Linked DNA regions of Homo sapiens: region 1 is linked to region 2. The links are chromatin contacts, found by Hi-C or POLR2A ChIA-PET in ENCODE. All regions are on one chromosome and are shown on one strand. Each heading gives the region's core, a stretch centred on a gene start or an enhancer-like site at or near the end of the contact. The rest is flanking DNA. Distances are from core to core; before and after follow the strand shown. Region 1 overlaps NFKB1-AS1 (NFKB1 antisense RNA 1). Region 2 overlaps NFKB1 (nuclear factor kappa B subunit 1).

Evidence for each region. A loop is a pair of places that touch in the nucleus more often than their neighbours do. ChIA-PET counts read pairs that join two places held with the same protein, here RNA polymerase II (POLR2A). Pooled maps may share reads with other maps.
Region 1: a pooled map shows a loop between it and region 2 (2.3-fold over the local background). The contact joins two enhancer-like sites. A Hi-C loop is called at or near these places in 2 of 168 maps with a recorded cell type or tissue (chondrocyte and sigmoid colon) and 9 of 50 pooled maps. POLR2A ChIA-PET finds 5 or more read pairs at or near these places in 3 of 52 experiments (GM10248, WTC11 and naive thymus-derived CD4-positive, alpha-beta T cell).

Annotation. Positions count from the first base shown.
Region 1 is chr4:102,425,999-102,432,432 of GRCh38, reverse strand. All of the region lies in intron 2 of NFKB1-AS1 (NFKB1 antisense RNA 1), which reads left to right. Among named protein-coding and RNA genes, the nearest start is that of NFKB1, 72 kb to the left of the region's middle. Within about 2 kb of position 1,253, at least 31 of the 41 ENCODE cell types and tissues checked have a DNase peak (open chromatin) inside an H3K27ac peak, as active enhancers do.
Region 2 is chr4:102,584,898-102,591,067 of GRCh38, reverse strand. The region is part of intron 11 of NFKB1 (nuclear factor kappa B subunit 1); the gene reads right to left. Among named protein-coding and RNA genes, the nearest start is that of NFKB1-AS1, 85 kb to the right of the region's middle. RefSeq lists a silencer at 4,159-4,208 and an enhancer at 4,709-4,778. Within about 2 kb of position 4,232, at least 4 of the 41 ENCODE cell types and tissues checked have a DNase peak (open chromatin) inside an H3K27ac peak, as active enhancers do.

The sequences.
Region 1 (6,434 bases), core at 4-2,503, 160 kb after region 2:
CCTACCTAGTAGAGGCAGATGTCAGAAGCAAGAGCCCAAAGGAGAAATTAATACATTAACTAGAGTTGGGGCTTCATGCTCCTGCTAACGTTTTTTGTGTGCCTGGTGATCCTTTGACAGTTTTGGAAGATCTGGATTTTGTTTATATTAAGGAAAAGACAAATTTCTATACAAAAAGCCATGGCTCTGTTGGATGCTGATATATCATGTAGCACTTGCTGTTTCCAACTAGGAAAACCTCCTGAACAATGCATCTTGGATTTGTATTTCAGGATGGCATAGAGTATTTCTTTCTGATTGCCAGGATAAATTAGGAAGAGCCCTTAGCCTCAGAAGCAGGATAAAAGGGAGATAGAATGAAAGTCATAGCCCTCCCCTGCCAATATTTCTTCTTTAGCCATTGAAGACAGTACATAAATGAACCTAAGCTGACTCGTTGCCTAAATTTCTCATTGTTTTTTCTGCCTCTAAGTCTTTACTTAGTAAAATTTTGTTAATTAGTAATTATATAGAATCAATACAGTTGGATCCTACTGTGCTAATCACAGGACTTTAGTAGAAGAAGAAAAAATTGGTGAGATTCTTTTGCCTAGGTTGGGCATGCTAATAAAGGAAGCAAGTAGTTATTTTAATATTTTGCTTCTATTTGAGAAATAAATGATGATTAAAAGCATACTTTTTAATGCAATCAGTCTATGTTACAAAGCATATTATTTTAAAAACTGTAGTAATTTTTTTTACTTTTCAACAAAGTTATACCATAAAAAATAGATACTGCCTTTGAACATGAATAAACAATTTTAAAGGGAAATATACTGCCATCTAGTGTCTAACTTTCAGAATATCTGAATTACTGTATTTAGAAATATTTACAACACCGGTAGTACCACATGGTGGCACTATAGACATGTACATTAAAGGGACAACGCCAAATTTATGGGCTATCTGTTTTATCTTGGTCCATAAGTGTTTGTTAAATGTGGCAAATACATTATTTTCCTTTTTAGGTTAGCACTTTATATTTTCTAAGAAAACCTTACATATTTTTGGTACTGCTCTTTTTTTTTTTTTTTTTTTTTTTTGAGGCGGAATCTCTCTCGCCCAGGCTGGAGTGCAGTGGCGCGATCTCAGCTCACTGCAAGCTCCGCCTCCCGGGTTCACGCCATTCTCCCGCCTCAGCCTCCCTCAGCGTCCGGAGTAGCTAGGACTACAGGCGCCCGCTACCACGCCCGGCTAATTTTTTTGTAGTTTTAGTAGAGACGGGGTTTCACCGTGTTAGCCAGGATGGTCTCCATCTCCTGACCTCGTGATCCGCCCGCCTCGGCCTCCCAAAGCGTTGGGATTACAGGAGTGAGCCACCGCGCCCGGCCGGTACTGCTCTTTAAATTTTCATAAGTCAGAAAAAACTCGAATACCTTTATATTTAATTCCTGGTTTGTGAAGTTTTAGGGCTTTAAATACTTTAAACTATATTGTCCTTTCACCTCTTTCCCCCCCTTATTCGGATAACTATAACCGAAACCAGCTTCAACACGGAGAAAAAGGTTTAAAACATTTGCACAAATACTAAATGCAAATATGCAACACATTTCCCACATAATCTAAAAGAAAAAAGAAAAACAACTCAGATGAGACTATCTTATAACAGGGCTCTTTGTATTTAGAAAGTGTGGTGGTGGTGGGGACAACTTCTGTTTTAAGTGCTAAATCCAGTGGGAAAAATTTGCCTCCTCACAAGAACATTTGCCTGAGATGCTGATTCATTACAAAGGGACACAGAGCTTTGGGTTCAGAAAATAAAGAATGCTTCATATGGAAAATTTTGTAATTTATTATGTGAGCATGCTTCAGGTTTCACTTTGCTTTTGGTATCATCAAATGTTGTAGTAGTAACTGTACGAAATGAAATTCATTCTATTTACTCTAATAAGCAGATTCTTGAAGAAACTGCTCTCATAAGCTAAGGTTCCTTATGATTCTGCAAGGAAGAGAAGACTAAAGCAAATCACTGTCTGAAAACATAACAGCTGGCTAAAGTAAGCATTGAACAACACTAAGCACTTCAAAACATCAAGTAAAATTTTGGCATTTAGTATCACATAATGTATATGATCTATATAATATAATATAATATATACATACATAATATCTAGTATAGTGTTTGCAGTTTTGTAAGTCTAATGTATTACAAGAAGCTTAAGATGTAATTATAATGATTTTTATCTAAACACAATTGCTAGTGAAATAGGAAGACTAATTGCCAAAATACTTATTTGGTGTATTCTCTCATCAGTGGTTATCAAGATTTTAAAAACTTATGAGAAATGAGTTCCAAGAGCTTAATCCAGAGTAATACAAGTTTACTTGTTTTGCTTAGCTTTCTTTATCATCCTCTTTGGCTTCTATTCCAAATCTTCATCATTTCCTCAACATTTAACTGCCAATGTTCTCAGTAAACCACCTTGTTAATCTGCTTTTTTTTCTTTTTTTTTTTTTTTTTTGAGATGGAGTCTCGCTGTGTCGCCAGGCTGCAGTGCAGTGACGCGATCTTGGCTAACTGCAACCTCCGCCTTCCGGGTTCAAGCGATTCTCCTGCCTCAGGCTCCCAAAAACCACCTTGTTTCTTACTTGAGAAAGTTACAGTCATCCATCAATTGTCCACCCTGCCCAGCACTTACTAATATATAGACACTTTCTTAACTCCTTTCCACATATTTGGAGGATGATGTGTCCTTCTAGCACAAAGCCAAGCCCTCTCCTGGAGCCCTTGATTCCATTTCTTTCCTCCCCATCTCCATTCCTGGAATGTTGCTTCATCAGTCATTCCCACTCTGTTCTTATCTTCCACCTTAGCCCTTCTGTTGGCTCCAATCCTGAGTCCATACACCCCAAATCTTTCTCATCCTTAAAAAATGAACAAACGAAATACCCCAAAACAACAAAAAATAAATTCTCATGACCACAAAACAAAACAAACACAGCAAACAGAAAGTCAGCCCTTTCTTGACCACAAATTCTCTTTTGTCTTTCATTCCATCTTTTTTCTTCCTTTTTGTCCATGAGTTGCCACTGCTTTTCCACTCCCTTTTCACTCCTTAACTGACTGATCTCTAATTTTCTCTCCCATCACTAGACTAATACAATTCGTGAATGTTGCCAATGATCATTTTAACTCATCTTATTGGCCCTACTTGCCAAATTTGGGAAAATTGGTCACAGCCTCTTCTTGAAACTGTTTGATGTTTGCCGCTTTCTGATAATCTCTTCTTGGTCTTCTCCTAATCTGCTCATTTCATAATTTTTTTTTTCCTGTTTGATTCTCAGATTTTCCCTCTTCCCCTTGTACATCAAAAAATTTTAAACCCAGGTTCTTTAGTGATCCACAGGCCTCCTGAAATTCTGTGCAAAAATTTGGGTCTTTGATTATGTGTAATTTTCTAATAAGAAAGTCCATAGTTTACAGCTATTCTCAAAAGCATTAATTTCTCTCCAAAAGTGTAATAACCATTGTTCTATGTGGTCTTGCAAGGCAATCTTGGCAATTAATTTAGTTTTTTAAACAACTGACATATATCAAGAGCATACTAAGCAAAAGTATAGTAATTTTCTTAAGTAACCCTCAATTAGGTATGATAATCTTCACTTTACAAATCAGAAAATGGAGGCATAGAGAGGTGACTTGGCCTAGGAGACATAGCAGGTAGGTAGCTGTTATAGTTTTAATTGTCTTTTATTTGCTGATGATTCTCAAACCTGTATCACCAGCCCATATCCTCCAAGCTTCAGATTCATGAATAACTCAGTAAGTCATTTCTGGGGATACTCTATGGGGTATCAAACTCAGCATTTTTAACACTGAGCTTATTAACTTCTTGCCCCAACCTGTTTCTTCTGTATTCTCCATTCAGGGCCCATGCTACGGGAGTCATCTTGACTGTTTTCCTTTGTCTCCTACATTCAACCAATTTTCAGTCCTATTGAATTTAAATTCAAATTATAACTGTTTCTGCTAAGATACTAATCACCTTTTACCTGGTCTTATGTAACAGCGTCCTACCTATCTGAAATCCTTTGATGACACAGCATTTCATGGTGACTGAATAAATGGGCTATAAGGCCTTTGAAATATAATCCCAAGCCTGGCTGTCTCTTTACAACCTTCTCCAGCCTCTCCCTTCCCGTAACTTATACTTCAGCCACATCGCATGCCTGGATTGATCCAGGGATAAAAATCTAAACTATTTGTTGGGCTGGGTAGACTTTATCTCCTTGAATTATGAATTAATTATGGATTCTCTATGAATATTATTTCTTACGTCTTTTGATAAAAGCTGGGTAGTGACTGTCAGGTATTTTATTATCTGAAAAATGCCTTAGAGCAATTATTTGGTGTTATGATTGAAGCACATGTATTATAAAGCTAATATACTTCAAAAAGTATGTATTTTAGAGATCAATTGAGCAAAGAGAAAAAGGTTAATGTCCCCTTATGAAAATTAAGGTGCCTAAGCTAGACTTTGTCTTGAATAGACATTGGCCTACCTCTGCATGGAGAAGGCCTAGGAGCACTATAGACAGTTAATAGATTTTTCTCAGAATACAATTCTGGGTCTGCTCCAGGATAGGGGCAGATCAATCAACAAAGTTCCAAAGGTCTACACTGTAGACCGTGGCTTTGGCAATTTTAGCCTGGAAGATTTTCAAAGCAGAATTACCCCGAGAAAAATCTCAGAAATCCATCTGAGAAATGTCTGAGTTTGAAAGCTTCTCAGTGAACCCTCTAGAGAAAATTACTTGTGAAATGTGCCCCTTACTAATAAAAATGACTGACATGCTGTTTGGAGTTGTTTGATATAAACCAATTAAACCTTGGAGAATATTTGCCAAAACTGTGAATTTGTGTTTAGAGATAGTTGACCTTATGCAAACTGTTTTTTTTGTTGTTGGTTACCTGGTAGCAAAATTGTGTATTGAGTCCAGTACTACCATGGATTTTTTTTTTTTTTCGCAAGGGGAATTCTACTTGAGTTATGAAGTTGAGTGTGGTTTCTTTCAGCTTCTGATAGTCTCAATGAGATTGCTGCTAATTGGGTATTTGTTTACAGGTTTTAACAAACTGTAACTGTTAGAATTTTTCCATGCATTTATCCAAAAGAGGCAGATAATTTAAATAAGTACTCAGGGGCTACCTAATTTTTCACTTACTAGCTATGTACCAAAACATGGTGTGTTAGAGGAGCTCTCAGTGGCTCAACATGTATATAATGAATTGTGCCTCGATCACTTATAAAATGGCCCCTCTTGTCTATCAATAACCTCACACCTTCTTTGTTGAAATTTCAAATTCCAGTTTTGTGGGTACATAGTAGGTGTATGTACACAAATGTTCACAGCAGCAGTATTAATAATAGCCAAAAAAGTGGAAACAACCCAAATGTCATCAAGCGGTGAAAAGATTAAACAAGGTGATATATCTATAAAATTAAAAACTAGCAATAAAAAGGAACAGATTGCTGGGCACGGTAGCTCATGCCTGTAACCCCAGCACTTTGGGAGGCTGAGGCGGGCAGATCACCTGGGGTCAGAAATTTGAGACCAGGCAGGCCAACATGGCGAAACCCCATCTCTATGAAAAATAAAAAAAATTAGCCAGGTGTGGTGGTGGGCGCCTGAATCCCAGCTACTTGGGAGGCTGAGGCAGGAGAATTGCTTGAACCCGAGAGGCAGAAGTTGCTTGAGCCAAGATCGCGCCACTGCACTCCAGCCTGGGTGACAGAGCAGCAGAGCGAGACTCTGTCTCAAGAAAAAAAAAAAAAGAAAAGAAAAGAAAAGAAAGAACAGATTACTGATACATGCTGCAACATGGAGGACCTCAAAAACATTATGATTCCTGAAAGAAGCCAGAATTAAAAGACTACATATTGTAAAATTCCATTGTAATGAAATACCTAGAAAAGACAAATTTATAGAGACAGAAGCTCTGGGCATATGTGGGAGTAATTTACTGCAAATAGCCACAAGGGAATTTTGCCAGGTGATGGAAATATCCTAAAATTGTATTGTGGGTTTGACTGCACAGTTCTATAAATTTACTAAAAATCACTTACAATAGGCAGATTTTATTATATGTAAATTATATATCTCAATAAAGTTATTTAAAAGTGAAAAGAATTTCAAATTCTAAATCATGTGCTGTAGCACGTAGGATGCTAAGAGTAGATCAATAGACATTACCATGGGAGGATAAGGGAAAGAGGGGAAAAAATGCATGTTCTAAGGCGTTAAAAAAAATAACAACCTTCCCCCTTTAATTTCTCTTCAAAAATTGCAAGAGTAATGTGAACTTAGTGCAATAAGTGAAACAGTATAAAGGAAAATAAAGGCAAAATGAGCTATTAAAATCTTTTCACCTCATTTACCCCCTGCACTTCCCA
Region 2 (6,170 bases), core at 2,983-5,482:
AACCTCATGAACCAACCTCTGCTAGCTTCCAACTTTTTTTCTGCAGCCTCCTCACCTCTCTAAGCCATCATAGAATTGAAGAGAGTTAAGGCCTTTCTCTGGATTAGGCTTTGGTAAAAGGGAATGTTGTGGCTGGTTTAATCTTCTACTCAGACCACTAAAACCTTGGCTAACTGGCACAAGAGGCCTAGCTTTGGGCTTATCTCAGCTTTTGACATGCCTTCCTCACTAAGCTTAATCATTTTTGGCTTTTGATTTCAAGTGAGAGGTGTGACTTTTCCTTTCACTTGAACACTTGGAGGCCACTGTAAGGTTATTAATTGGCCTAATTTCCATATGGTTGTGTGATAGGGAATAGGGAAGCCTGAGGAGAGGGAGAGAGATGGAGGAATTGCCAGTCAGTAGAGCAGTCAGAACACACAGAACATTTATCGATTAAGTTTGTCATCTTACATGGACACTTCTTGTGGTACCCCCAAAACATCAAAGATCACTGTTCACAGATCACCATAATGGATATAATAATCATGGAAAAGTTTCGAGTATTGAGAGAATTACCAAAATGTGACACAGAGACATAAAGTGAGTACATGCTGTGGGAAAAATGGCACCAATAGACTTTCTTGACACTATTGCCACAAACCTTCAATTTGTAAAAATCACAGTATTTGCAAAATATAAAGAAACAAGCTATGACTGTATAAGGAATTCCTGAGAAATGGAACTGTTTGGGACAACACTGCGGAGCACCCGGAGAATGAACTTACAGGCAAGAAAGCTGCTGAATGTTTTTGAACAGGGAAATAATGTGTAGGGGATGGTATTTTAGGAAGTTCATCTTTTACGTGTGTGTGGGACATACTAAAGAGTTAAAGTGAGAGGCAGAGACAATGCGGACATAAGTGATGGAGGCCCATTCCTTAGTGGTCACCAGGATAATAAAAATGGGGTGGATGCCAGAAAAACAGTAACCAAGGGATCTGTAACCTCTGGTGACTGATGAGATACTGGGGCTAAAAGTCTAAGACCACTATTTGACTACAATACAGTGATGCCCTCTGAGACTTCTGATTGCTTTTCTTTTTGTTTTGTTTTCATCTTTCTGTTTCTCGCTATCTGTGCTTCTCACCAGCCCCAATGCCCTTTTGAGTTCCGTTACTGCCTATGTGGTGTTACTGTGTTCTTGTTTCTCCTTTCTGTTTCCTTTTCTTTCTCTTCTTTTTCTATCATATACCTTTCTTCTCTTTTTTTGGGCTGGAGCAGTTAAGGAGGTTTTATTTCGTTTTTTCAAATTAAATACAGTCAATGAGGTATTCTTTTTTTTGATTAGTGCTGAACCCTTAACAATTATTCTATTTCTGATTCTTCAATGTCAGTTTTGTCATGCTTATGTTCAGAAAGAACTTCGATTATTTCTAATTCTGTGGTTGTTTCAGTCATCTTAGGGCTAGATAGAAGGTCTCTGTTTACTGATTATCTCATGATCATCTAACTGCAGTTGAAAGATGAAGCAGGGGAAAGCAGGGTAACAAAGTACACTTTAATAGTTGTTTAAAAGCTGAGCATCTCCAGACTTCCCAGGAAAAAAAAAAAACCAAGGTTGCCAAATTTTGAGAAAAATATGCTTCCACTAGAAGGGGATGACCTTTAAGTGGAGAAACTTTGACTTACTTATCAAATATGTTTTAGATTCAGATTTATAATTTCCCCATCGGTTCTATCTTAACTAATTTACAGCTATACTCATTACTGTTCACTGCAGACATATGAAACACAAGAGGGAAGCAGGCAACTTATTTATCTTCAGAAATAAATGTTATCTATTGACATGGATTCCAGCAAAGAGACTAGTTAGTATTTTCTATGTATTCATTTTACCTTTTAAAGCAGAGAGATATTTATTGGCTGTATTTCACTGTAAAATGGGAATTTTAAGGGCAAAATATTAATTATAACACAGCTAGTAAGATTCCAATGACAAGAAACTGATACAGAACATTCCACATAAGCTTTATAAAAGAACCTGCTGTTTGAATCTCCACAGAATTGAATATGGAGACTTTCACACTCCATATTCAAGGGATCATTTATCCTTGCGGTCTGCTTTTGACAATGGCACCATGGGATGTACTATGAAACATCAACCTATTTTAGAAGGAACCAAAGCAGCCACTTACTACAAGTTCTCCTTTTGCAGGAGAGGAAACTGAAGCTAGGAGGGGTTAGGTGACTTATCTGAGGTCACAATGGAGTCAAGATCAGTCTCAAAGTGCAGTGATGTTTTCATTATGTTAGGCTGTCATTCTTTTGAAAACACTCCAAAATAGCTTTGTATAATAATAACCAGTGACTTTAATAATCAATGACTTTACATAACAGTTGATGACTTTAGATAATAGTTCAATTCACAAATATGGATAATCTCCTAGTGTTTGCTACCTATTTCTGTGCATGTGCCTTAAAAGTACCTCATTCTCACTTTTCAGGTTTTAGTTTACCAGTAAAGGTGACTGCATTTATCTTGGCCATACCTTTCATAATTTAAAGATTATTTATCCCTAATCTCCATCTTTCAGACTGAAAAATCATTATGGTCTCTTTTATTTTTTTTTTATTTTTTTTTGCTTTTGTACAGCAGTTCCTCAACTATCTTCCTCCTCTGCCAATCATCCTTCTCTTGATTATTTCGATCGTCTCCCCTGGACCCAACCATCTCCAATAATTTTTTGTGAAGTACAATGTTGATGACCATAGAGGATGCAAAGCTCCGGGCTGGTTCTGTATGATGCTTTATATTTATGTATAATGTCTTACCTGATGATACCCAACATATTACTAGCCTTATAGATGAGGATGGATGGCAGCTTGGCTGGTCAATCAATAAGTCAGTCCACAGATATTTAATGAGCATTTTCTATGCAACTTATACTGTTCTAGATAGTCTATGACCTAAAGAAGATTCTTTGTACTCGGGGTGGTAGGAAGACAATAGACCCATAAATAAATAGATAAGACAGGTTTACATATTGATAAAAATAATGAAGAACATAAAATTAGGCAATGAGATAGGGAATGACTACAGAGACTGGGGGTAAGGAAAAGTGTGTTCAATGACTTCTGAGAAATGTATGCAATGTTTCCCTGGGTTGTACAGTTTGGATCCATTTCTATCTACTTACTCTAATGCTAAATGGCCTACTACTTTTCTGACCAGTTATATTGCCTGGTCAGATTATTTCTCCTTGGTCCTATTATCTTGAGTTTTTATAATCCAGAAGGTTTCTATAGAATCAAGTAATTTGTTGTCCTCATATATATATATGTTGTCCATTCTTTCCTTCAGAGCTCAATGGGTAAGTATTTCTCCAGACAGTTCTTAAACTTTGTATTGTATGAAGCTTTTCATCAATGACAGCCTGGAAGGTAGGTGCATGAAGCATACAGGTGCAATTTTGAACTTTCAGGTGACCCCATTCTCTAATCCCTGCATTGGATAGTTCCTACTATGATAACGAGGCATTAAAGTAATCACCTGAATATACCCCCACTATAACATACTTTTCTGAGGCATAGATACCACTGGGAAAGGGAGACAGGCAGCCTAGATACCAAGCTGAGCTTTGAATGTTTCTAGGTTCATACACATACAGGTAACCTGGGTTTTCTTTCTTCATGATTCTCTGTGTTAGCAAAAACTGGCATTATTTGAAGACATATTTCTGGAGAAGAAATCTATTTTTTTCCTCAGAAAGTCTAAAAAAATTATCCATATTTTTCTTCTGTGTCTACTTTTAAAGAAGGGTGTTTAAATTAAAGCAGTGATTTTCACATCATTTTGTGTAGGCAGAAGCATTCAAAAGACCTCCAGCAGCTCCTGATAGGGAAGTAAGGAGAGGTGGGACAGCCTCTCGGAAGGCCGAGCTGGCAGGGCCCTTCACCCCTATTTTAATCAAAGCCTACCATGTCCATACACTGGGATTTTGTATGAAATCTCATGTGAAGAAAGAAAAGTTATTGTGCTGACAATGTTTTCAAACCACCAGGATATAGAGTGCACTACAAATCTGACCAAACAATGGAGAGGCCACAACCTCAGAAAAGAAACAAGAACTTGTAGAACCGTTTTCTAAACACTCCTGTGGCAGCACGAATTCTAGGAAAGGAAAGCCCTCTTCAAAGATTACCTATCACATCTTGCTCTCACAGGAGACAACACCCACCCATGTGGCTTGTTGCTGCTGCACCTTTGCGGTTTCCAACCTCAGCAAGGATCTGGGTGCCCCGTGGCAATCATTTTACTGACCTCCCTTCCCAGTCTCACTTCCCTCCAACTGAGGGGTTTCTAATTTTGTTTGTGCCACAGCCCCTTCTGCAGTCTGGTGAACTCTATGGATCTCTTCTCAGAATCATGGTTTTCAGTATGTAAAATACAAAACAGGATTATAAAAGAAGCTGATGATATCAAAGTACATTTCTATCCACAGACTCTTTGGGGGTCAGTGGACTCTAGGTTAAGAAATACCTTTGAATGATGACTCAGTTGGTGCCTGTTATATCTCGTTTTGAGATGATTCTAATGCTAAATTTCTCACCCTGTCCTCTCTTGAGTTCCAGTTCTGCCTTTTGATCTGCCTACTAAGAACTTACACTTGATTTTCCCACAGGGACCTAAAATATAACATGTTTTACTCTGAGCTCCTTCTTTTCCCACCCAAATCTACTTTTGCTCCCTTGTTCCTTTCATCAAGTCAACCACATCACAAGCTTCCTGGTCAGGGAGTCTTAGACCCATCTATGACTCCCCGTCTCTCCTACACCTCCGACCTCTAGGCCCTCTTGACAGTATCACTGTATCACAGTATCACTGCACTCTCTCTTAAGTCCACCATCTCCTTTCATTCCTGGCACTAGGACCTTTACTAACTGCACTGTTTCTCACTTGGATTCTTGCATTACTCTTCTGACTCATCATCTGCCTCCTAAATGGTACCCTCAGTGGTGACATAAAGAAGTCAGAGCCATCATTCCAAACCTAGGCAGGCCCGGCTATCCCTCTCCAGAATTAATGCAAAATTCTTAAGCTGCCATTCACAGCCCTCTTTAGCCTGGCCCTGGCCTTCCTTACCCACATTGGCCTTCATGTCCATCCGAGCGCTCAGAACACTTTTTTCCCTCTGCATAAACGCTGTGTTTACCTCTCTCTTTAAGCTCCTCAAGTAACTTAAACCTAGAGAACCCTCTCCTTCTCTGTTTAACACCCAACTGCTGAAATATACCCCAAATGCTGAGGGCCAAATGATATCTCCTTGACGAAGCCTTCTTTTTGGAGGCTGCTTTAGAATAAAGGGACCAAGGGCTCTCTCTTCAACATTCTCTTATATTTTTATGGATGCTTCACTTTCGGTACTTATTAAAATCATAATTTACATTATAACTATTTAAGAAACCTATGAGTGCCCTTTCTTAAAGCATCTTTTGTGAGAGAAAGAATGATGCCTTACTCATTTTCATAGTTTCACAGTGCATGTTGGCCAAGTTTTCTGTTCCACCGCCTGAGGCTGGTTGACTAACTGGCTGATTCTCCTAAACAGCAAGCCTGATTTTTTCATCTCAGCTGCTTGAACTCTGAGTTAGTCAATAAATGTTAGATTCTCAAATTCAAAGACAAATTCTCAATGTCTAAATCTCATATAAGCTTGGTGGAAATAACATTATTTTAAAAAGCTAGACTAATTCCATGACCTCAAAATAATATACTACTGTCTCTTCTAAAAATAAGCACCATGGATCCAGGGACCTGTTACTAGAAAGCTGTTCAAAGGAGGTGACTAACTGATCTTTTCTAATTAGCTTGTCCTCTTCTCAGAACAAGCACAATGGCAAGACATGGCAGCTCAAGCCTGTAATCCCAGCACTTTGGGAGGCCAAGGCCGGAGGACTGCTTAAGGCCAGGAGTTTAAGGCCAGCCTGGACAATGTAGGAAGTCCTCATTTCTATTAAAAGTAAAAAAAAAAAAAAATTAGCCCGGCATGGTGGCGCACACCTGTAGTCCCAGCTATTTGAGATGCTGGGGCAGGAGAACTGTTTGAGGCCAGGAGTTCGAAGTTGCAGTGAGCTATGATTGCACCATTGCACTCCAGCCTGGGCAACAGAGTCAGACTCTGTCTCAA